2 separate regions of the Mus musculus genome follow, and region 2 is linked to region 1. Evidence: chromatin loops called from intact Hi-C (ENCODE). Cell type or tissue: heart. All regions are shown on one strand. Each heading gives the region's core, and the rest is flanking DNA. Links, peaks and the distances in the headings are about the cores only. Region 1 overlaps Rhbdl3 (rhomboid like 3). Region 2 holds the start of Rhbdl3 (rhomboid like 3).

Region 1 (11,699 bases), core at 1,818-9,817:
GTTGATGGAACCTGGAAGCACTGGGCTTACTGAGGGAGAGAAAGAGGTCTCTAGGACATCTCAGAGATTTCTATCATAATACAATCATATTAACCACATATGTGTGGTTGAGATATATATATATATATATATATATATATATATATATGTATATATATATATATGATTAATATATGAACATATCTACATGTATTAATCATGTATAAAAGTATAATAAATAGAACTGGAGAGATGGCTCAGCAGTTAAGAGCACTGACTCCTCTTCCAGAGGTCCTGAATTCAATTCCCAGCAACCACATGGTGGCTTCCAACCATCTATAAAAGGGATCTGAAGCCCTCTTCTGGTGTGTCTGAAGACAGCTACAGTGCACTCATATAAATAAAATAAATCTTAAAAATGTATGGTATATATAATACATAATATATATTTTACATAATAAATAATATTATGTATAGTATATTAAGATATATACACATACCATATATACATGCACACATATATATACACACATGTATGTATATATGTGTATGTGTATATATATATATATATATATATATATATATACATATATATATATATATATATATTCCTGAGTAGATGTGTTGTTGACAAAGACAAGGCCATGTCAAAGACCCCAGTGTGTCATCCCCACAGGAGCAGCAATGCCTTCCCTGGAAGAGACTTGGAGAGATGGGAAAGGTTTCCTCTGGTCTGTGTGTGAATATAGATAGTGTGCAGAGAATGTCTACCGTAATTTTGCCCCTCCACATGTTTATGGCCTGAAGACTGCGTCCCTACAGAGACTGTGTCTACGAGGTTAGCTACACTTGCCTTCCTGTTCATCTGGATACCACAACCTGAGTTGCCTGTCCAACAGTATATATAAACACTTTGAGCTCGTGGGGCAGGGCTGGGGCTTCTCCATCCACATCCACTCAATCCCAGATTTTCCATTCTTGAATCCACGTATTTGTCATTTCTTCATTCTGTGGCCAACTGTCCATCCCTAGAGCGACTTGGAGGGAGGTACTTAGAACTAGATGAATGGAAGGGAAAAATAGGCCTGAGGGGACAGGGGGCTGAGACTCCTCTCTATCTGCTGGCACCCACCTCGAAAACTGTCCGGGAAGCGACCTATGTGGGTGTTTTCTTTTTTTCTTTTCTTTCTTTTTTTTTTTTTTTTAAGATTTATTTATTTATTATATGTAAGTACATTGTAGCTGTCTTCAGACACACTAGAAGAGGACATCAGATCACATTACAGATGGTTGTGAGGCACCATGTGGTTGCTGGGATTTGAACTCAGGAAGAGCAGTCGGTTCTCTTAACCGCTGAGCCATCTCTCCAGCCCAGTGGGTGTGTTTTCATGGAAAGAACCTTCAGTGTTCACCAACCACTCTGAGAAGGTTAAGGAAGACAGTGCCAACCACCAGTGCCAGAGCCACCCACCCACCACTGCCCGTTTTCACTCTCCCCACCCACCATGAACCAGACACAGGCAAAGCAGGTAGCATGGCAGCCCTTGAGGTCACTCCCTGAATAACCAACAGCTTAAAAAAATCTTTAATGGAATCTGTGCTCAAATAATATGTTACAACAAAAATATACAGAATGTACACAATACAAAAATATCTAGAAACCAACGTCGCGGCTAGTGTTTTGATTTTCACTTAGTCCTGGGAGGGCAGCTCACTGACGGGCACTGTTTTTAAGGCAGAGGAGAGTCAACGATTTGCAGCCAGCCCTGGGAAGCACACAGCACTGGGTAAACCTCATTATCTGCAAACTGAATTGGACACTAGAGGAAGATCTGGGTTCGGTGAGCGATGCCTCCACTAATGCTCTAGGCAAGAATGGTTCACATGGAAATGCAGAATTTAAAGAGCCCGGTTAGGGAGCTTCTCCTAATTAAAAAAAAAAAAATCAAGTGATGAATGGTATCATTAAAGAGAAATTCCTCTTTTTTTGAAAGCCCGTTTTCCCTTGTCTGGTTTCCATGAGTCTTCTCCCCTTTAAATGCAAGCTAGTCTACATAGCTGCTGTTTGGGGATTCCCCAGCCTTTGAGGCCAACCTACAGCCTCCAGCATGAGGAGTGACTCCCAGCCCTGATGGGTGGCCACATTGGAGAGAGGAAGGGCTGAGGGACTCAGGAGAATGGAGATGAGCTGGGAGGTATTGCTGGGATGGTGAGAGGACCAGGAGCAGTTCTCATCCTCCTGCCTCCCTCCAATCTCAGACCTGTGGTTCCTTATCCCAGGGGCTGAAAGTCCCTATAAAGGTCACCTGCCTCACAGCCTCCACTTAGGGTCCCCAGAAGCGTCTCGTGCCAGCCTGAGTAGACTGTCTCAGAGGAGCAGAGGCACTGGGCTCTGAGTCTACAGTTACCTTGCCAAACACCTGATGTGGCATCCCAGGCTGCTGGGGTATGGACAGCACAAGGCCACGCCCCCCAATCTCACTTCCCTGTAAGAGTACTTCCAAGTCCCTGTAGATGGAGCCATCTAACCCTCAGCTGCTCTCACTGGGGACATTCCCTCACCCAAGCTTCCCCAATTCTTCTCAGAGGCTACGTTTTCCACCAAAATATATTTTACTACAGCTTCTTGTCCCACTAATTCACATGGAGAGATGGCCACAGTATCACTGTCCTGGGCTTTCTTTCATCCCAAAGACTTCCTTCTACAGGCGGCAGTACAGACACAAAAGCTACCCCCAAGAGAACCAGAAGAATACAGCTGAGAGTTTTCTCTCAAATGTCTGGTAGTGCTTTGGTCTTCCCTCTAGCTCGACAGTTTTTCCACCAGTCAGTGGTGCTCAGCAGGTGTTTGGGAGGGCAAGATGGGAAAGGGGGTGCATGATGCTAAAGGCAAGGCCACTGAGCGAGCACTGGAGAGCACACTGCTGCTACCCATTCCAGAAATCCCCTGTAGATATCCTCTTGTGTACATTGTCTCCCACTTCTTCCCTCTGCAGCTTCTGACTTGCCTGACATTGCACACACACACACACACACACACACACACACACACACACACACAAAACCCTGTCTCCACACCCAAAGAGAGAGGCACAAAGTAGGGTCAGGGCAGTAGAAAGGAAAGAAGAGACCCCACAGTCCAGATAGGGCATGGATGCAGAGCGATGGTCTGGAATGCTGACTCGTGACTACAGGCAGGAAGAAGAAACCGTCCTGGAACTCTCTTGGGGGAACCTGGGATGAAGAAAGTCATTACCTCAGCACAGGGCCCTCCCCTAGGGCAAGAAAAAGGCCTGGAGCTTATAGCATCTCCCTGCCCAGCCCTAGGAGCAATGCCATAGCACCACTGACAGGACTGGAGCCTGGCTTGCTCTGGGCTCCCCCGGATCAAAGCCATCACATCCATTGCCAGAGCACCAGACCTTGAGCTGCAAAGAGAATGTGGCCTAGCCTACAGTCACCTCTGGGCCGTGGCAAGCCTGGCTGTGGCTATCCTCAGAACTTCTCTGTGTCTCTCCAGGTGGAGACTAGGGAAGAGGGCTATTTGCTCACTCTGTGGCAGTGAGAGGGAATGCATGGGACAAGCCCAAGCCACAGGGACAGCCACTCTTACCCTGCCTCAGACCTTACCCATGACTCCATATCATCAGACCAGCCTAGAAAGATGACAGCAGCCACATCCATCTCCCCACCATCCTTTCAAAGCAACACGCACCCCCCAGCTCCAACAGTCTCCGGTTCTCCCTGCTTTCACTGAATTGGAGATGAGAAGCAGATGCAGGTACTTTCTCGGGATGCTTCTGTTTCCCCGCCCTGCCTTGGACCTCTGGTCCCTTAGGGGGCGGGTGGCAGCTTCAAGTCCAGCAGTGTGTAGGCAAAGATGTTCCAGAAGACAGCAAACAGCACGAAGATGGTGTACATGGTCACAAAGATCCACCACAGCGACTGGTCCTGCAGCCTCTGCTCGTAATTTCTGAGAACCACCACGCCCAGGGTGATGCCCACGGCCACGCCACCCAAGTGTGCCACAAAGCTTGGGTGGGGGCACGGGGGATAAGCCGATGGGTGGAAACGGAGCCATACAGCCCTTCCGAACTCCATACTCACTGCAAAGGGAGGAGACAGAGACACATCATAGCATGGTCCCGGCAGGGGCTGGGGAGAGATCCGGCACACAGGTTGGCCACCCAGCGTCCATTAACTCATTCACTGTCATGAGGCCAAGGGCAGCAATCAGGGAGACAAAACTATCTCAAGAGTCTATGGGGCTTGGCGATAAATCATCAATTAATTACACTCACAAGGCCATTTCATTGAGAGTTTCAGGAATGAGGCAAAAAAAAAACAATAGAAAAATCCAAGCTGGGCACAAGGCAGGGCATCCCCAAGAGGGCCTCTTGAGGAAATGTCAGACAGGGCGTCTCAAGAGAAGATGTTTGGCCTGTCACCTGAATGTTGAGAGGAGTTCTGCTAGGAGACCCTAAGAAAGGCACAGCTCTGTCCGAAGGCCCTGGTATCTCTGTGGTCATGCTACATTGCCGGGACATTTTTTTTTCATCTGTCCACTGGTATAATGGCTCAGCATTGGTGAGCCTGGCTGCACAGGTAGAACATGGCCAACAACTTCTGTGTGCGCCGAACATGACACTCTGTAGATTGTTTCCACGTGTTACTTAGAAACCTCCAGAAAATCCTGAGAGCCAGTACCTTTGTGCTCAGGAGAAAGGGATGGAGAGGGAATGAGGATAAAGAAGGAAGAGCGCTAAGTCTAGGCTCCACTTTCACTACGGACCAGTGCTTCCCTTTGTGAACTTCAGGGCTGGGCAATAGTGCCATCCTGTGTCCCAGTACTCAAGTCATGGTAAAAGGACAGACTGCCTGCCTGCCTGCCTGGCTTCCTTCCTTCCTTCCTTCCTTCCTTCCTTCCTTCCTTCCTTCCTTCCTCTTTCCAACATGGGGCCTTACTATGGAGTTCTAGATATCTTAAAACTCAATGTAGTCAAGGCTGTCCTTGAATTCACAGAGATCTGTCTCCCCGGTCCTGGGATTAAAGACATGGACCATAAAGTCAGGCTGAGAGTACATTTTTTTTTTTTTTTTTTTTTTTGCTTTTTAAGTTTTCATCACGTGTGCGTTGTGTGTATGCGTGTGTAGTGTGTGTGTGTGTGTATGTGTGTGTGTTGCTAAGGTCAGAATAGCACATCATAACTCCTGGAGCTGGAGCTGGAATTACAGGTCTGTGGGAGCTGCCCAGTGTGGATTCTGAAACCTGAACTTCGGTGCTCTGGGAGAACAGCCAGCACTCTTAACCACTGAGCCATCTCTTTGGTCCCTGAGAGAGAAGGTATTATCCTTATTTTACAGACTGGCAAACCAAGGCAAGTCTGGCAGATTAAAAGACAGCCCTTTGACGGCAATGTTGTACCACTTCTTGTACCAGAGTGCCTCTTTCCACCTTAAACCATAGATTGCTAGGTGTCTTCAGAAAGAGCTGCAATTCCAAGGACAGCCAGCAGAGGGGGGAAAAGGAGCAGTGGGGCCTGGCTCAGCCATGCCAACCTGGTGGCATTTTCCTGCTGAGCTTATTCCTGGAGCCAGTTAAGAAAAACAGTGTGAAAGATGATGGATTCCACCCCTCCATCACTGTGTCAGCTTTTATCATTGGAAAAAAAGGTGTATGTATGTATGTATGTATTTGGGTACTTTGCATGTCTGTATATCTGCACACCAGAGGACATCAGACAGACAGGTGTGGGCTTATATGTGGGTGCTGGGAATTGAACTTGGGACGTTCTGGAAGAGCAGTGAGTGCTCTTAACCACTGAGCCATCTCTCCAGCCCCAGAAAAAGTTGGTTTTTTATTTTGTTTTTTTTTGTTTTTGTTTTTTTGTTTTTGTTTTTTTTTGTTTTTTTTTGTTTTGTTTTGTTTTTTTTTTTTTTTGAGACAGGGTTTCCCTGTATAGCCCTGGCTGTCCTGGAACTCACTCTGTAGACCAGGCTGGCCTCGAACTCAGAAATCTGCCTGCCTCTGCCTCCCAAGTGCTGGGATTAAAGGCGTGTGCCACCACTGCCTGGCTCAGGAGGTGTGGCCTTATTGGAAGAAGTGTGTCACTGTGTAGGCGGGCTTTGAGGGCACCTAATGTTCAAACTCCACCCAAGGAAGAAGAGACCCTCCTTCTGCCTGCCTTCAGAAGATAGTTTCCTTCTGATCAAGATGTAGAGCTCTCAGCTCCTCCAACACTACACCTGCCTGGATGCTGCCATGCTTCCTGCCATAATGATAATGGACTAAACCTCTGAAAGTGTAAGCCAGCCCAAATTAAATGTTGGCCTTTATAAGAGTTGCCTTGGTCATGGTGTCTCTACACAGCAATGAAACCCTAAGACAGATGCCAGAAGAGGGTGTCATATACCCTGGAAATGGAGTTACAGATAGTTGTGAGCTGTTGTGTGCGTGCTTGGAACTGAACCCAGGTCCTCTGCAAGAATAGCAAATGCTCTTAACCCTTGAGCCATCTCTCTAGCCCCTCTACCCCACCCCCTTTTTGTTTTTAAAAATGGGGTCTCTAATTGAACCTGAATCTTGCAGCTCACTGTTTAGAATAAGCTGGCTGGCCAGCCCCTATGCTAGGATTACAGGCAAGTATACTTACTATGCTTGGCTTTTCTTACATGGGTGGTAGGGATTTGAACTCAGATCCACCTACTTTCAAAGCAAGTGCTCTTAACCACCACGCCATCTCTCTAACCCCTCAATCCATTTTTTGACATCATAATGCAGCTATGTCTCTCTGTCATATCCTTCAGCCTCTCTCCTGTGGTAAGCCTTCCGTGGCCTCTCAGTGTATGTATCAGGATGGAGGTTTCTGCCTTTGCCTTTAAGATCACCATCACCTAACTCCTATGATCTCGTTGGCTTTATTTCTTCTCACAAGTACACACAGTCCCAAGCCCCAGTTTTTCCTGCCATGATCATTTGCCTACTAAGGCCTATTCTTGTGTCACCTCTGCCAGGCATACTGTCACCCTCCCCACCTTTTTAGACAGAGTTGTAATTTTGGTTTCTTAAACAACAAACAAACAAACAAACAAAACAAGAAAGGCCGGAGAGATGGTTCAGTGGTTAAAAAGCACTGGCTGTTCTTCCAGAGGACCCAGGTTTAATTCCCAGCACCTACATGGCAGCTCACCTCTGTCTGTAACTCCTGTTCCAGGGATCTAATGCCTCACACAGACACACAAGCAGGCAGAACACCAATGCACATACAATAAAAATAAACTACATATAAAACACACAATACTGATATTAGAAAGTGTTTCTGTTTTATTCTCAGGTGTAGGAATGGGGGTTGCTTTGGACTGTTCACAGCAGCTGACTATAATTTGCCTCACGCTCTAGCAGAGGTGTGGTTTTGACCGCTGCAGATAGTTTCTGCGGTTGTATGGCATTTGGAATTCTGGGAATGTTTCCGAGGGTATATAAATGATATATTCCTGATATAGCCCTGAGAGGAGGGTTGGTTGTGGTTTGTTGTAGTCATGCTCAAAGAAGAAACAAGACAAAATTAGATTCAAATTCAGGGTTCTCTCTCTCTCACTCTCTCTCTCTCTCTCTCTCTCTCTCCATCCATCTTTTTCTCCTATCTAGAGATAGGATGCAAAAGTATCTTTCATTCACCTGTCATCTCCAAGGCTACCTCCATCTGCTAATCTGGAAACTTTAGCCTCCACACAATCTTATCTAGGCTTAGAGTGTTTTCAGCCTCTGAGATTTACTGTCAAATAAACTTTCTTTCTACTTCTTTCTGAACTCTGGCCAGTTCAACTCAGCTGTCCTGGCTCAAACTCCTCTCCAAGCTGATTAATTGCTCTCTCTCTCTCTTTCTCTCTCTCTCTCTCTCTCTCTCTCTCTCTCTCTCGAGACAGACTCTTTGCTCTGCTCTAGCAATCTGTTCCTTTTTATTATTATTTATTTTATGCAGTACACTGTAGATGTACAGATGGTTGTGAGCCATCATGTGGTTGCTGGGAATTGAACTCAGGACCTCTGCTAATCTCTGGCCCAAAGATTTATTTATTATTATATGTAAGTACACTGTAGCTGTCTTCAGACACCCCAGAAGAGGGTATCAGATCTCATTACAGATGGTTGTGAGCCACCATGTGGTTGCTGAGATTTGAACTCAGGACCTTCAGAAGAGCAGTCAGGGCTTTTAACCACTAAGCCATCTCTCCAGCCCTCTAGCAATCTGCTCTTTTTTATTTTTTTAGGATTTATTTATTTTAAATTTAATTATATGAGTTCACTGTAGCTGTCTTCAGACACACTAGAAGAAGGAGTCAGATCCCATTACAGATGGTTGTGAGCCACCATGTGGTTGCTGGGAATTGAACTCAGGACCTCTGGAAAAAAGCAGCCAGTGCTCTTAACCGCTGAGCCATCTCTCCAGCCCTCTAGCAATCTGCTCTTTTTTATTTCTTTTAGGATTTATTTATTTTAAATTTAATTATATGAGTTCACTGTAGCTGTCTTCAGACACACTGGAAGAAGGCGTCAGATCCCATTACAGATGGTTGTGAGCCACCATGTGGTTGCTGGGAATTGAACTCAGGACCTCTGGAAAAAGCAGCCAGTGCTCTTAACCGCTGAGCCATCTCTCCAGCCCCTAGCAACCTGTTCTAATCTTCTGGCACCTTTTCATTCTCTAGCTCATTATGTCTTCACCTGTGTCTAGCTTGTTTCTCTGCAACCTGTCTCAGAACAGCTGTCCCTGGTTAAACTGTCTCCTCTCTCTTTTTCTCAGTGATGCTCTCCCTTAAGTAGCCTCTCTTTCTTCTCTTCTCAGGGGAGTTGGGCAGATCCTCTTCTGTCAAATCTTTCTCTGATTCATCACTTTGTCTGATGCTCAATTAGACATCGCTTTTAAACATAGGTGCTTCCTTCTACAAACTAACTTTACCTTCATTGTTTGGGATTAAAGGAGTATGCTAAAGGCTGAGCCACACCACTAGAAACAGGTTTTTCTAGTAAATAACACAATCTCTGGGTTCACAGTATGATCAAATATTCTGCAATATTTGATTAAAATAATTTATTTTGTTTAAAAAAACAATAGGGGACAGGAGGAAACCAGGGAGCGTGGGAAAAAGAACCCACAAAGTAGTAAAGACCAGCTCTACAGAGCCTCACTATATATGACTGACCTGGAATTGGTTATGTGGACCACAGTAGCCTTGTATTTACAGAGTTCCACTTCCCTTAGCCTATCATGTGCTGGGATTAAAGGTGTGAACCACAAAGCTTACATATCCTCTTACACTTGGTCAGTTGCTGAATACAGCTAGTCTTTATGTTTAGGCTTCTCAGCCAGTACAAATGACCTGTCCTGACTAAGGTCCCAGCACAAGCTGCACATAGGTGTCACTACGGTCTGTGACTCTACTAAAATGGAAAGCATTTCTTTTTGTTTTGTTTTTGGCAGAAGTGGGGGGGGGGGGCTGGAGAGCAGCCTGAAGATAATATTTTAGTAGTCCAAGTTGGCCTCAAAACTCAATCCTCTTGGAGCTGGAGAGATAGCTTAGCCGTTACAAGTATGCTGCTCTTGATGTTGTTGTTGTTTGGTTTTTGGTTTGGTTTGGATTTGGAGAGAAGGTTTCTCTCTGTAGCCCTAGCTATTCTGGAACTAGCTCTGTAGATCTGTCTGTCTGTCTCTGCCTCCCAGGGACTGGGGTTAAAGGCATGTCTATAAAAAAAGTTTAAGAAGTGAGGCTGTGAGAGACGGCTCAGTGGTGAAGAGTATCTGTTGCTATTGCAGAGGACCCAGGTTCAATTCCCAGCACCTACATGACGGCTCCTAACTTTCTATTACTCCAGTTCTAGGGGATTTGATGTCCTATTCTGACCTCCTTGGGCACAAGACATAGATGTGGTTCACAGACATACAGACAGACAACACATACATATACATGAAATAAAAACCATTTTTTAAAATTTAGGAAGGGTCTGGGTGATGTGGTTCAGTTGGTAGAGTGCTTGCCCAGGACACACAAATCCTAGCTCCATAGAAAAACCAGTGCGGTGACAGAAGCCTAAATCCCAGCATGTGAGAAGTGAAGAAAGACGGATCAAAAGTTCAAGGCCATCCTTGGCTATTTAGTGAGTTCAAGGCCAACATGGACTACATAAGGCCCTCTCTCAAAAAACAAAACAAAAAAAGGTTAAGAAGTATCAAGCAATATGAAGAGAAAGGTTTTCTCAGAACGTCCCTGCTGTGGCCACATTACTGATAGGCCTCACTTTACTACCGGCTCTTGAAGGGTAAGGACAGAGCCTGTACACACACATCCCCCTCACCCCTCCACACAGTCCCCCTCACCCCTCCACACACATCCCCCTCACTCCTCCACACAGTCCCCCTCACCCCTCCACACACATCCCCCTCACTCCTCCACACACATCCCCCTCACCCCTCCACACAGTCCCCCTCACCCCTCCACACACATCCCCCTCACTCCTCCACACAGTCCCCCTCACCCCTCCACACACATCCCCCTCACTCCTCCACACACATCCCCCTCTCCCCTCCACACACATCCCCCTCACCCGTCCCTGAAGGCTCAGCCATACTCACTACAGATCAAGGCCACAGCCATCCGCAGCAGCTTGAACTGGCACTTCATGCCTGACCAGTTCTAGAGGAAAGGGAGAGAGTTCTGTCAGTTTGGGATCAGACCCCACCCCTTAGGTAAGAGACTTGAAAAGACTTGAAAAGAAGCCACTCCAGGAAGTGCTGAGTGAGGGCTAGGGCTTAGGGATAGACCATTCCAGCATGGCTTTAAGATTTCCGACAATGGTGAGATTATCCCAGGTCTACACAGCATGTAGATCCACCTCCGACAGTGAACTCCTTGAGATCTGGACTCTTTGCTGTGGCCCCTGGGAGACAAGAAATGTGGAACAGGACACCTAGCAGGGTCAACCTGGAACCATCAGGGTAAGAATCATGCCCGTGAAGAATGAGTGAGGACCACAGGAGCCTCCAACCCTCCAACCCAGGAGGGGTCACGTTCACTGTGGTCGAGTCTCAAGCTGAGCCACGACAATGTGCAAACACTGCTTGTGTTCCAGACAAGTCCATCTCTAACATGCACAAACCTAAGGGCCTGCTGTGTGGATCATGGGTTTCTTGTCACTGAGGTACCAAATGAGGCTTCAGCACCTGAGGCGTGAGCTCGAGCAGAGGAGTGGCCAGATGGCCTTCAAACAGGCCTCTCTCTCCCCAGAAAATCTCAAAAAACCCTAAGCCTCCAGAGCAAATAAACAGAATACAATTATTCACCTTACAAAAGGATTTTTCTTTGTACAAAAGACTCCTCCGTGGGGTTCTTCTGAGGGGCTCCTCTGCGGAGCACTCAAAGCACAATTCCACTTACACAGACGCATGCACACACAGTGGAGGTGAGCCTGGGCTCTGCCTGGCTAAAGAGGAAACTAGGCATAGCCAGGGACTTTGGTTCCCTCCCATCCATTCAGTCTGCCCCATTGGCTGTCCCAGGCCCTGCTCCAGGACATTGTAAACTTCACAGGGGCCCCAAGTAGTAGGGAAGTGGAAGAAGCAAGCCTTGGAAAAACTGCAGAGAAAATTTCCTTTTTCTTAATCAGAACTTGCTGGAAGTATTCTGTCTTAATGCTGTGAACAAGCCATAACTTCTAAGAGTTT
Region 2 (11,699 bases), core at 2,440-10,439, 49 kb after region 1:
TGGTCAGGGATCAAAGAGTTAATAGACTTGTGATCTCCCAGGTCACCTGAGTAGGAGCACCGGTAGGCATGTGGTCCTGGAGGCGACTTGATAAGGGGCTGAGACACAGAGCCCAGGGTGGGACCCAGTTAAACCACAGCTTTGTTGTTCTCTGGGAGCCCTGCTCTGTTAGTTAATCGTGTGTTCCGGGGCCATGGCCAATGTGGCTGTCTCCCGGGAAGGCATTTTTCTCTGTGGCTCACCCATAATCCACTCAGCAGTATCATCTCCTCAGAGCTTCCTTTCAGCCACAGATACACCATGACCACCCCCACACCGCCAGCCAGTTTGCAGGGAAACTACAAATGAGGCAAGGGATTGAGTCAGGGCTAGAGAAGACCCACAGGCTCACAAAACAGCAGAAGAGAAAGCAGAAAGTTCCTCTGGGCTCAGAGTGGTTTTGGGGGACCTAGGAAGTAGTTCACTCAGTAGGTAAAGGCACTTGCTGCCACTCCCGAGAGCTGAGTTCAGTCCATAGGACCCACAGAACAGAAAAGCAATTCCTACACGATGTCCTCTGACCTCCACCAGTATAGCGTGGTATGTGTGTGCCATCCACAGATAAATAAATATATAAATCTATAAGTTTTAAATTCAACTTTTAAAAATAAAGTGGCTTTGGGGGCTGGAGAGATGAGTCAGCGGTTGAAAGTGCTCGCCGTTCTTCTAGAGGACCCAAGTTCAAGTCTCAGTACCCACACGGCATCGTACAAGCATCTCTCTGTAACACCAGTAGAAAATGGAAGAGTGGATTAAGAGGCCTGGAAAGAGACAGAAACTGCCTCAGATCAGAACTCTAGAGGGAATCATGACAGAAAAGATTAAAGGATTTAGCAATAAACAGTACCGTATTTTTGCCATGAATTTGCATCATAACAATACCTAGTTCTTACAGTTATTACTATTACTGACATATTGTTTGTTTGCAACACAAGGGATTGACCTCAAGGTTTCACACAGGTCATGTCACACTTGGCCTCTAACTATACCCCTAGACCTATGCTAACTAGATTACATTTATCCTTTGTGAGAGGGCATGCGCACACAGTGCACACGTGGCGTCAGAGGACAGTGTTGGCAGTCACTTCACTCCTTTTTACAACATGGGTCCTAAGATTTGAACTCAGGACCTTAGTCTTGAACACCAGTGCCTTTTCCAGCTGAGCCATCTCACTGGCCCGATAACTTAAAAACCTATTTAAATATTTAGGAAAAAACATCAAGATCGGCCTCTAAAATAAAAAGACAATTCCCTTACAGGGAAGTCCAAGTAGAAAATGAACCAGGACGTGCGGAACACAAGCTAACAGCCTGCCAGCTTCCTCCCTGTGGTGATTTTTGTGTGAGGCAGGAGTGGCAGAATGAATCTGCTATATCACTGTGAGCACACCAGACAAAAGCCAGGACAGTGGGGACAGAGAAGCTTCCAAAAGACCAGGGTCACCTGATCTCCTCACCACCAATCCCAGAAGACATCTGGTCATTTACTTGAAGGGTAGCCACTAACTGCCAAGGCTAACATGGTGACTTCTCACCCTTGGGGGTCAGTTAGCTTCACACTGGTCAAGGCTTCCCTGTATATTAAAGAACGGCAGGGCATGAAGAGCAGAGCTAATTCCACCTCCAACACCCTGGAGACAGAGGACCACTGGTGTCCCCCTGACCCAGGAATGGGAAAGAAGGCACGCCCTGCCCCGGTGGCTCCAGGTTCCAATGCCTCTGTAACTATCCTAGCAGGCACGAAGCTCTTCTAAAAAGAACTCTGTACCCTTCCCTTTGAATATCTACCGAAACAATCGTTCCTGTGCTGGCTGGTCTGATGTCAACTTGACACAAGCTAGAGTCATCAGAGAGGAGGGAGCCTCAATTGAGAAAATGCCTCCATAAGACTGGGCTGTGGGCAAGCCTATAGGGGACTTTCTTAATTCATGATTGACGGGGGAGGGCCCAGCCCATTGCAGGTGGGGCCACCTATGGGCATGTGGTCCTGGGTTCTATAAGAAAGCAGGCTGAGCAAGCTAGAGAGAGCAAGCCTGCACCCCTCCACGGCCTCTACATCAGCTCCTGCCTCCAGGTTTCCACCTGTCCTGACTTCCTACAATGATGAACAGCGATATGGATGTGCAAGCCAAATAAACCCTTTCCTCCCCAAGTTATGTTGGGTCATGGTGTTTCATCACAGCAATAGTAACTCTAACTAGGTCAGTTTTCCCCAGGAGTCTCACTGGGAGAAGGAAAAGGCTGAAGCCCGGTGCCAGCGAGATAGGGAACTTACTAAATAGTGGTTTGAATGAAAATGACCCTATAGGCTCATAGATTTGAATGCTTGGTCACCAGGGAGTGGCACTATTAGGAGATGTGACCTTACTGGAGGAAGTGTGTAACTGGGGGATGGGCTTTAGGGTTTCAAATGCTCAAGCCAGGCCTAGCGTCTCTCTTCCTCCTGCCTGTGGATCCACATCTGGAACTCTCAGCTACCGCTCCAGCATCAAGTCTGCCAGCATGTGGCACATGCTTCTCACATGACAACTAATGGACAGACCCTCTGAAACTGTGAGCCAGCCCCAGTTAAATGCTTTCCTTCATAAGAGTTGCTGTGGCCATGGTGTCTCTTCACAGCAATAGAACAGTGAGGAAGACAGTTCTCACAGCTAGTCAGAACACTTGTTGGGGAGACTACAGTGGGACAAAGATGGTGCAGAAGCAGGGGCCACACACATCTCAACCACGATGGCTTAGCTGTGAGTAGTTCTTGTGCTGTTAACTCTGAAACCCAAATGCCATGTCTGCACAGAAGATGGACTCTGGGGGGGTCACTAGATCTCTTTACTGCTCTTCCCACGGTGGCCACATTGAATAAATCCCCTTCTCTGCTTTTGTATTGTGTCTGCTTAATTGACCTAAAGAGGATGCATGGTCAAGTCTAGCTTGCTAGGGTTGTCATGGTCCAGGCTCTGACCCTAGCATCTCCACTGACAGCCCTTGGAAGATGAATTCATGGATCACACGGGCTGTGACAGGCGTCACATCTCACTAACTTACTATCTAGTTTAGCCTATCAGGGTTGTCCACCTGATAAGCCTACCTGCCATTTCCAGCCAAGCTTCCTTTCCCATGATTCACCAGCTGTTAAGAGAACTGGCTGCTCTTATAGAGGACCTGGGTCCAACTCCCAGCACCCACACAGCAGCTCAAATTGTCTGTAACTCCAGTTCCAGGGGATCCAATACCCTCTTCTGGACTCTATGGGCACTGCACACAGACATGCATGCAAAGCAACCATGTGTATTAAAATAAAATAAATCTTAAGTAAAGAAACAAATCAGACAGAACTTACTTTAAGAGGAAAAAAAAATGGCCCAGAGTGCGACCTGGTGGCTGCTTTCCTAGAACTCATTTTGCCTGTCGGAGTGATTGATGGGTTTCTCTTTTATTTTTTTATTTATTTCTATTTCTTCAATGCTGAGAACTTAGCCCAGGGCCTTGTGCGCACTTGCTCGGCGAGCGCTCTCCCACTGAGCTGCATTCCCCAGCCTGGGATGATCTCTGTGTGGGCCTCTCCATGGAATGCCCAAGACTCGCCTCCAGTTGGATGTTGCGGCTGGCGGCTGGCACACACCCTCTGCTTGGAGCTGCCCTTCAGCCGCTTGTGCCTCCCACTGGAAGTCCTCCTCCATTCACCCAAATGGCTTGTTTTTAAAGATGTAATCACACACACACACACACACACACACACACACACACGAACACACAGAGAAACCGGCGAAGGAAATGTGAAGGCAGGCACCAAGGAAGGGAAACACAAACACGGCACACGCTGTTCTAGCTTCTTATTCTAAATCTGGCAGGAGGTGCGAAGGGCTGGCAGCCTGGTAACAAGAGTAACGGTGGCAGACCATGGGTCCCTCCTGCTTCGAGGTGTCAGCCCGGCAGCTGGGATTCCTAAGCACCAGACGGAGAGTAGGTGGCCCTCAGGATGGGAGCCAGGCATCAAGGATGACATCCCCTAAGATCCTCACCCAGGCTCTTTCCCCATGAGCCCACATGTTCAGTCCCATGGGGCAAGCGCGTTTGGCCGGGTCCCCACATTAAACTTGTGTGTAACCAAAGCTGCTGTTTTTTTGCCAACCCCCAACTCAACCTTTTCTTCTCCCCTCAAGTTTAGAATCTCATTTGGGAATGTGGTTCCCCTCAGCTAACTGGGTCTATTAATATCTTCCTATTTTCCTATAACTGTATCTCCTTTCCAACCTCATTGTCACCTTCAAAGGGACACTTGTTAAAGGTTTGATCCCTAACTTGGAGCTATTGGGAAGTGGGAGAAATGTGAGTTTGGGTCTGATAAGAAGCCTCTAGGTGACTGTGGATGTCTGGAAGGGGGCCATGGGGTTCCAGTCTCTTCCCTCTCTTTGCCCCATAGTCATGAGGCTAACGGCTTTCACTGCTTTGGTTTGCTTCCTTGCTGGGGGAGGGGCATCCAATGATAGGTTAGAATATCTAAAACCATCTGGGCAGTGGCGAGTGCCTTTAATCCCAGCACTGGGGAAATAGAGGTAGGTAGATCTGAGTTTGAGGCCAGCCTGGTCTACAAAGTGAGTTCCAGGACAGCCAGGGCTACACAGAGAAACCCTGTCTCCTGTCTCGAACCCTGCTCCCCTAAGAATATCCAAAACCACAAGCCAAAAGAGATCTCTTCTTTCTATATACTGACTGGAAAGCTGGTCATAGGAGCTGCTTGACTTATCCCACATCACCTCTCCCACTATTACAGCATCTAAGTATCTCCTGGGTCCTACAACAACCTTGCTTTAAAGGATGGGAGGGGGCTGGAGAGATGGTTTACTGATTAAAAGAAATGTTTGCTCTTCTAGAGGATCCAGGTTCTGTTTCCAGTACCCCCAGGGCAGCTCACAACCACCAGTAACTCCAGTCTCAGGGATCTGATGCCCTCTTCTGGCCTCTGAAGGCACTGCGATAATATTGTGCACAGACAATCAAAACACCCATACACATTAAAACACAAGCAAGTCAGGCAGTGGTGGCATACGCCTTTAATCCCAGCACTTGGGAGGCAGAGGCAGGTGGATTTCTGCGTTCAAGGCCAGCCTGGTCTACAGAGTGAGTGCCAGGACAGCCAGGGCTACACAGAGAAACCCTGTCTCGGAAAACCAAAGGGGGGGGGGGAACCAACAACACACACACACACACACACACACACACACACACACACACACACACAAGCAAAAGCTCTTGAAAATGTTCCCACCTAAAACAAAGGTCTTGATCAAGATGCCTTTTCAACTGTGGACCCCCCCCCACCCCCATTCACTATTCCAGGCAAGCCTCAGAGGCAAGGATAGCCAAGGATGGCCTCGAGTTCCTGACTGTCCTGCTTAATTTAGCTCCCAAATGCAGGCACTGCAGATGTGTGCCAGCATGCCTGGCTTAAACATCTCTTAAAGTTGCACAACTTCATGTCACAGCTACTCTGGCTTGTGACTTAAGTGTTCAGAATCCACCAACACTGGCACCTTCCTGTCACTTCTCCTGGACTATATTCAAGCATGGAGAGGCAATCTAGCAGAACCCAAGTACCAAGCTGAAAAGAACCCAACACTTGGCATTTCTAACCTCACCAACTCCTCACCCCTCTCCTCCAGGCGCTGCAAATGACCACATCCTACTTTTCATTTGTAACTGCCCAGCACTGGCCCATCCCCACTGCAGAACGAGACACAAGATCAGCCTTCGGAAGAGCCCATTTTGTGAGTAGATCCTCCTCCCCAAGGAAGACAGAGATTTCATGTTACTGGGGCAAAGCATTTTTTATAATAGGAGCAGAAAAGGAGCCAAATGATTCTTTTATGCCCCTTCCCCCACCTCCCCCCAGCCTCCCACTGCAATCCTCTCCTCTTGCATAGCGAAAACTTTAATACAAGTTGTCCAATCTCTGGGTGGCGTAAGCCCAGCCATGGTGCAAGAAGAATTTGTAGGGATGAACGATTTCTCTCTAGGGAGCCTACTGCTGTCTCCGGATACCCAGAGCACCGTGTGGCTCCGCCCTAGATGTATTAAGCCACGCCTCCATAGCACGTCACCATCTCCGGAGCACTGAGCTAGGAAAGCCCACGCAGTCAAGCAGGAAGACTGAGACCGGTTTCAGGCAGGGCTGGGAAGAAGAAAGGTATTTAACTGCTCACATACCTTTTCAAACAGGACTTTCCAGTGCTGGTAGAGAGGGAGGCCATGCGGGAGAGGAAGAAGAGAAAGAAAGGCACTTATCACCAAGGTTTCTGTAGACCCCTGAGGTTTCTGACATCACCTCCCAGCTGTTGCCCAGCAGTCAGAATCAGGTTCAGGGGCCCCCCAGATGAAACCTGAAAAGTCCCCGTGTGAGCGAAGGCAGAACTCGCACAGTACGGTGTGGGAATGGGGTGTTTTTTTTTGGGGGGGGGGAACACAGTCAGATGCTGGAATGAGAACAAGGACGATTCCCAACCGTGTCTCCGGGTTTCTGATAACTTCTGCTACGGAAAGGTCACGTCCACATCTACTCCCGGAGTACACCTTCAGACCTTGTCTGTTGGAGGACTCTGCTCAGGAGACTCGCCCCTGCTTGAGCACTCTGTGTGTGTGTGTGTGTGTGTGTGTGTGTGTGTGTGTTCCCCAATATGCTTCCAAGACTGAGTGCAAGTACTGAATACAGAAGACTCTCTCAGGAGTTAGGGCCAGGACAAAGTGACAGGTTTAGTTACGCAAACCCGAGAGATGTTAGACTCCCGGCCCATTCAGATTTGCTGGCTGTGGTTTCGTAGGCTGGGGTTTCTGGTTTAATTTTACTCTGAAGGAGGGACAGGTCCGAGGCAGGGTGCCGAGAGGGAGTAGTTTCATCAACTCAAGCACCCGGGGCTTTCCAGATCCTGCCTCGCCTCCCAGGACAGCAGACAAGAGATCTAAGCGGCAGATGGCAGGAAAGCCCTCTGGAGTAACCCCTCCCTACCCTGCCCCAGGGGACCGTTCCTGGCACCGAGGTGGTCAGGGACTCCTGAGCCCCCTGCTGGGAGCATTTCGACCCAGCTAGCTCTGGCTGGGTTCAGGGACTGAGATCAGTTTGAATTTCAATCAGTGTCGCGACCGGACTGACGCCGGCGGGAGCTAATCTGGCAGCCGAGAAGGGGTCTCCAGAGCGGTCTGCGCTGATCAGAGACTGGGCATCTGCGGCGCCGGTTCCTTCCCCGGGCTTGCAGAGTCCGCAGGTCGCTGAGGGGAGGGGAGGGGAAGTCACTACAGTGACGCGGCCGCCTCTGCAGGAAAACGCCGTGTCCCGGGCACTGCACCAGCCGCGGGGAGGGGGCTCGGCAGCCGACAGGTTCCCGGCGCAGTGGCCCGGGCTGTGTCCCGCAGTGAAGCCGCGGGAACCCGAGCGGGGTGGGGAGCGCGCGCTTGCATTTGGGGGAGACCTATCTCTCCTACCCTCGGGGACCCCCGACTCATCCCGGACGCTCCGGTGACATAACCTTGAAGCCTCTAAGTTGTCTGCGGGGTAGGGAGCTGAGGCAGTGGCGTCTCCCCGCGTGGCGCCCCCCAGAAAGTTTGAGGGACACAGGAGGGGGCACTCACGTCTTCTGGCGCGGCGGGCAGTCGCTCCTCGGCCTCGGGCTCCAGCTCCTCGATGCGCTCAGCCTCCGCGCAGGCGGCCACTGCGGGGCCGGGGCTGGGGTGCTCGCCCATGGCCCAGACTGCGGCGCTCGTCCCGGGGCGCCGGGCTAACTTTGCGCCGCCGCGGCCGTGCTGCTCCAGGAGCTAGCTGCGCCCCTCGCCGCCTCCGCGCTCGCTCCCATGGTTCTGCTCTCCCCACCGCCCTCACTGCGGCCCCCGCGACCCGGGGCGCTGGGCCCCTAGCCGCCAAACTTCTTGGCCTCTGTCGCGGGCCCGAGGCAGGGCGCCCTTGGGCCAGCCGGGCCCTACCGCTCCCCGCGCTCCTTCCCGCTCCGCGCGGCCCCCGCTCTGCGCGCGAGCCTCCTCCTCCCCACGGACTCCTCCGGGGTGGCGCGCGGCGGGGGCGGGGCTGCTCGCGGGGCCCCCGCCCCCCCAGGCCGCCCGCGGGGAGGGAGGGAGGGAAAGAGGGAGGGCTGGCTGCCGGGAGGCGAGCGACAAGCCGCCGCTCCTCCCGCCCGGAGATGGGGACTGCGTTGCCCTCAGCCTGCTCAGCTCAGCACCGGGTTAACCATCACTTGGAAGCAGCAGATTGTGTGACGGAGGCAGAAGCGAGGTTCTCACGAAGTTGGCCATGTCAGGGTTAAATAGGACTGAATTGAGAGTGAGATGTGAAAATTGGATTCCACCAGCCACCCTTAAGACCTCTCTCTGTTCGCTGTGGTCTTGGATTCTGGGAGGTCTGGGAAAGCCTAGAGATGAGAGAAAGGTCAGGTGGTTTGGGACCCTAAATCCTAACCTTTGCCCTACCTCTCCATCTAGAGCTGTATGCTATCTTCAGGTTTCTCGACCATGTTAAATCCAGGAAAGTAGTGCCCTGCCAGACAGGAGCGGAGGGGTGGAGTGCCGGGGAGGGATTGCGGGGTGGGGGGAGAGCTGGCCGGGGGTGGGGGTGGGGGTGGTGGGGAACAAAAACAAAAAACTAAAACTAAAAACCAGGAATGAAGTTAGCAAAGTACTAAAGGATGTTTAAAGAAGAAAAATGGGAGACAGAGTACCTGTGGGAAAAGCGATCTTCCCACCTAACTATAATTTGTGCCAGTGCCCGGGCTGGGGTAGATGCTCCTCAAGGGAGGCTCAGGGGCTCAGTCCTGGTTCAGCCGCCCCTCCCCCTCCCACACTCCCCACACCCACACACACCCCCACCCCCGCTCCTCCGGCAGCCTACATACAGAACCAAAGCCCTTCAACCTCTCCGCATCATCATTACCCCTCTCGACGTCCAAAGGATTATTATTATTATCAGAAGTTGCAATTAACACCTTCATTTTCATAACGCAAATGTAACCACATCGTGCAAACCCAGGATCCAACCTGTGACCATCTCGCCCAGCACTGACTACTCCTCTTAAACCCAGAAGGAAATCAGTTCCATCCTAATTAGGTGAGTTTGCAACAGACACCAATTTTCATCTCGGTTTCAGAAAGTGTGATCATTCCAACTATTTTTGTTTCTTGCCACCCCTCCCCCATCTCTACTCTACTAACAAGTCAAGATCCTGCCAAGATTTCCTTGTAAATAAAACTGTCTGCATGGGGGTGTGATTTTTTTGAAAACTGCCTTCAGGGGACAGAAGAGAGGCTGAATTCTTTCTGATAAAAAAGCCTATTAGGATAAGCAACTGCTGGGGCCCTGAGGGCCAGGGACCCTGTCTCTACCTCCCCTGCTACCGTTGGCTGGACATAACATGAGCAGTGCTGGCTCTGTTACATTCAGACCTTTGGGAAAGAGCTGGTTCTGAAAGCCTGGTTACAGGGGGATTGGAAAGAGACAGGTGCGTGGAAGAGAAGGCCACTCTGCAGAGATGTCCAGCATCCACTGACACACCCCCCTCCCCCCCAGCTAGTCCTCACAAGCTTTCTCTTCTCTAGCCCAGGGACAGCTCTTAGCAACAGATCCAACTCAGTCACCCCCTCATGGGGAAGTTACCTTCCCATTGCTGAACATTTGTTGAGCTCTTATTAAACACTAGGGGAGATCTCTGAGGGTACATGGATGAGCGAAAGACAAGCCCTGTCCTCTATAAGTGGTTTATCTTGGTGTGTGTGTGGAGGTGGGGTGGGGCACACAGCCATGTTCAACAAATCTTGGGTTCCACAGAAACTCAGGAGTCCTACAGCCTGAAAGGAAGAGGAGGGGCCCTGGTGGATCCAGGAGGTCTTCCCAAAGGAAGCACTTCCATAGCCCTGTAGCAGGAGACACAGCAATTCAGGCAGAGGGGACAGCGTGCAGAGTGGAAGGGGAACTGCAAGGGATTTGGCATGGTTGGAAATCAAACTACACCAGCATCAATAGAAGAGTCCAGCCTGAGGGGAGGCGTGAGAGAGAGGGCTGCTAGTTTCCTGAGAATGGAGTTTGGATTCCATCCTAAGGGCAGCAGGAGACACAGAAGAACACTGATACTGTTACAGAAGACAGTAACACTTGAAAAGATCCCTCCTAGACTGATGCAGCAGCAGGAGCCTTTAGACCCAGCCACTTGGGAGGCTGAAACAGGGGGATTATTTGAATCCTTATGATGTCCTGTATTAGAGGCCAGGGCAATACAACCCCCATATTCCCTCTCTTTCCTCTTCCTTTTCTCTCTTCACTTTTTTTTTAAAGATTTATTTATTTATTATATGTAAGTACACTGTAGCTGTCTTCAGACACACCAGAAGAGGGCGTCTTGTTACAGATGGTTGTGAGCCACCATGTGGTTGCTGGGATTTGAACTCTGGACCTTCGGAAGAGAAGAGCAGTCGGGTGGGGTGCTCTTACTCACTGAGCCATCTCACCAGCCCCCCTCTCTTCACTTTTATTTTGAGAGTATGTCAAATTAAGTTGCTAAGGTTGGCCTTGAACTTGTGAGTCTTCCTATCTCATTCTCCCAAGGAGTTGGGATAATAGATTTGCCCACCAGGCCTGGATGTAAGACTTCATCTCTGGGTTGGTGAGATGGCTCAGCAGTTAAGAGCCTGACTCACTGGCTGTTCTTCCAGAGGGCCTGAGTTCAGTTCCCAGCAACCATCTATAGGGAGATCTGATGCCCCCTTCAAGCAGGCGGATGTATAAGCAGCAGAGCACTCACATTAAATAAATTTTGAAAAAATCTTAAAAAAAAGACTTCATCTCATTCATATCTAAATAAAAAAGGTCTGGAGAGAGATGGTTCTGCAACACTGGCTGCGCTCCCAGGGGACTAAGATTTGACTCCTAGTCAAATCTGCAACTCCAGTCTCAGATGATCTCACACCCTCTTCTGGCCTCCATGGGCTCTGCACACACATGATACACAGACACACATGCAGGCAAAACATCCACACACATACGATAATAAATAAATAAGTCCTTCTGACTGAGGTCCAGAGGTCGCATGAGTATCAGCAGTTAGAACAAAAGGAAGAAGGACCTCAGAGAGCTGTTTCCTGCCCTAGGCACAGGCGCTCAACATCATCACTGTTCTCCCAAACCTACTGGGAAAGGATCCTGGGCTCTCCCTAGGAGTCAGCCCTTCAGGAAGTGACCACTTAGACTTGGCAACCATTAAGAGCATCAGTAGCACCCAATCTCTGCATTCCGGAGTCTACCCTCTGTCCCGTATCCTCAGGAATGCCCAGCTTCACCAGACAACCTGATTCATCTCTTAACCCCCGGGGAATCTGCAGCTACGGAGCATGTCCCCCAGCACATGGGACCTGTAGCCTGCAGCCAAACCTAGAACCTTCAAGAGATAATGATCTGGTGGTGGTGGCCCAAGCCTTTAATCCCAGCCTTCTGGAGGCAGAGGCAGGCATATCTCTGTGAATCCAAAGCTAGCCTGGTCTACAGAGTAAGTTCTAGGTCAGCCAGGGCTACACGGAGAAATTCTCTCAAAAAACAAGACCAAAAAAGATCTGACTATTTGGTAGCTTTAGTAGCTTTAGTCTCATTCCAACACAAGGCACCCAGAGCACTCAAACAT

What was found. Peaks named below come from ENCODE experiments on the same cell type or tissue, not always from the same donor. Only the 100,000 strongest peaks of a DNase experiment are listed, where the experiment ranks them.
Region 2: it touches region 1 in a loop (3-fold over the local background); 24 of 42 quality-filtered maps call a loop at or near these places.

What each region holds. Positions count from the first base shown.
Region 1 is chr11:80,345,798-80,357,496 of GRCm38, reverse strand. It overlaps Rhbdl3 (rhomboid like 3), which reads right to left. Exons shown (of 9, transcript NM_139228.3): 8 at 10,611-10,671; 9 at 1,511-4,085. The coding sequence ends at 3,814. Among named protein-coding and RNA genes, the nearest start is that of 5730455P16Rik, 26 kb to the left of the region's middle. In heart, for the core only: CTCF peaks have their summits at 2,490 and 5,489 (motif pointing right); DNase peaks (open chromatin) are centred at 2,456 and 5,516; H3K27me3 peaks cover 858 bases.
Region 2 is chr11:80,297,232-80,308,930 of GRCm38, reverse strand. It overlaps Rhbdl3 (rhomboid like 3), which reads right to left and starts at 8,019. Exons shown (of 9, transcript NM_139228.3): 1 at 7,660-8,019; 2 at 6,244-6,267. The coding sequence starts at 7,770. In heart, for the core only: CTCF peaks have their summits at 4,985 (motif pointing left) and 7,102 (motif pointing left); DNase peaks (open chromatin) are centred at 6,120, 7,060 and 8,080; H3K4me3 peaks cover 2,722 bases; H3K27ac peaks cover 1,262 bases; H3K27me3 peaks cover 4,757 bases.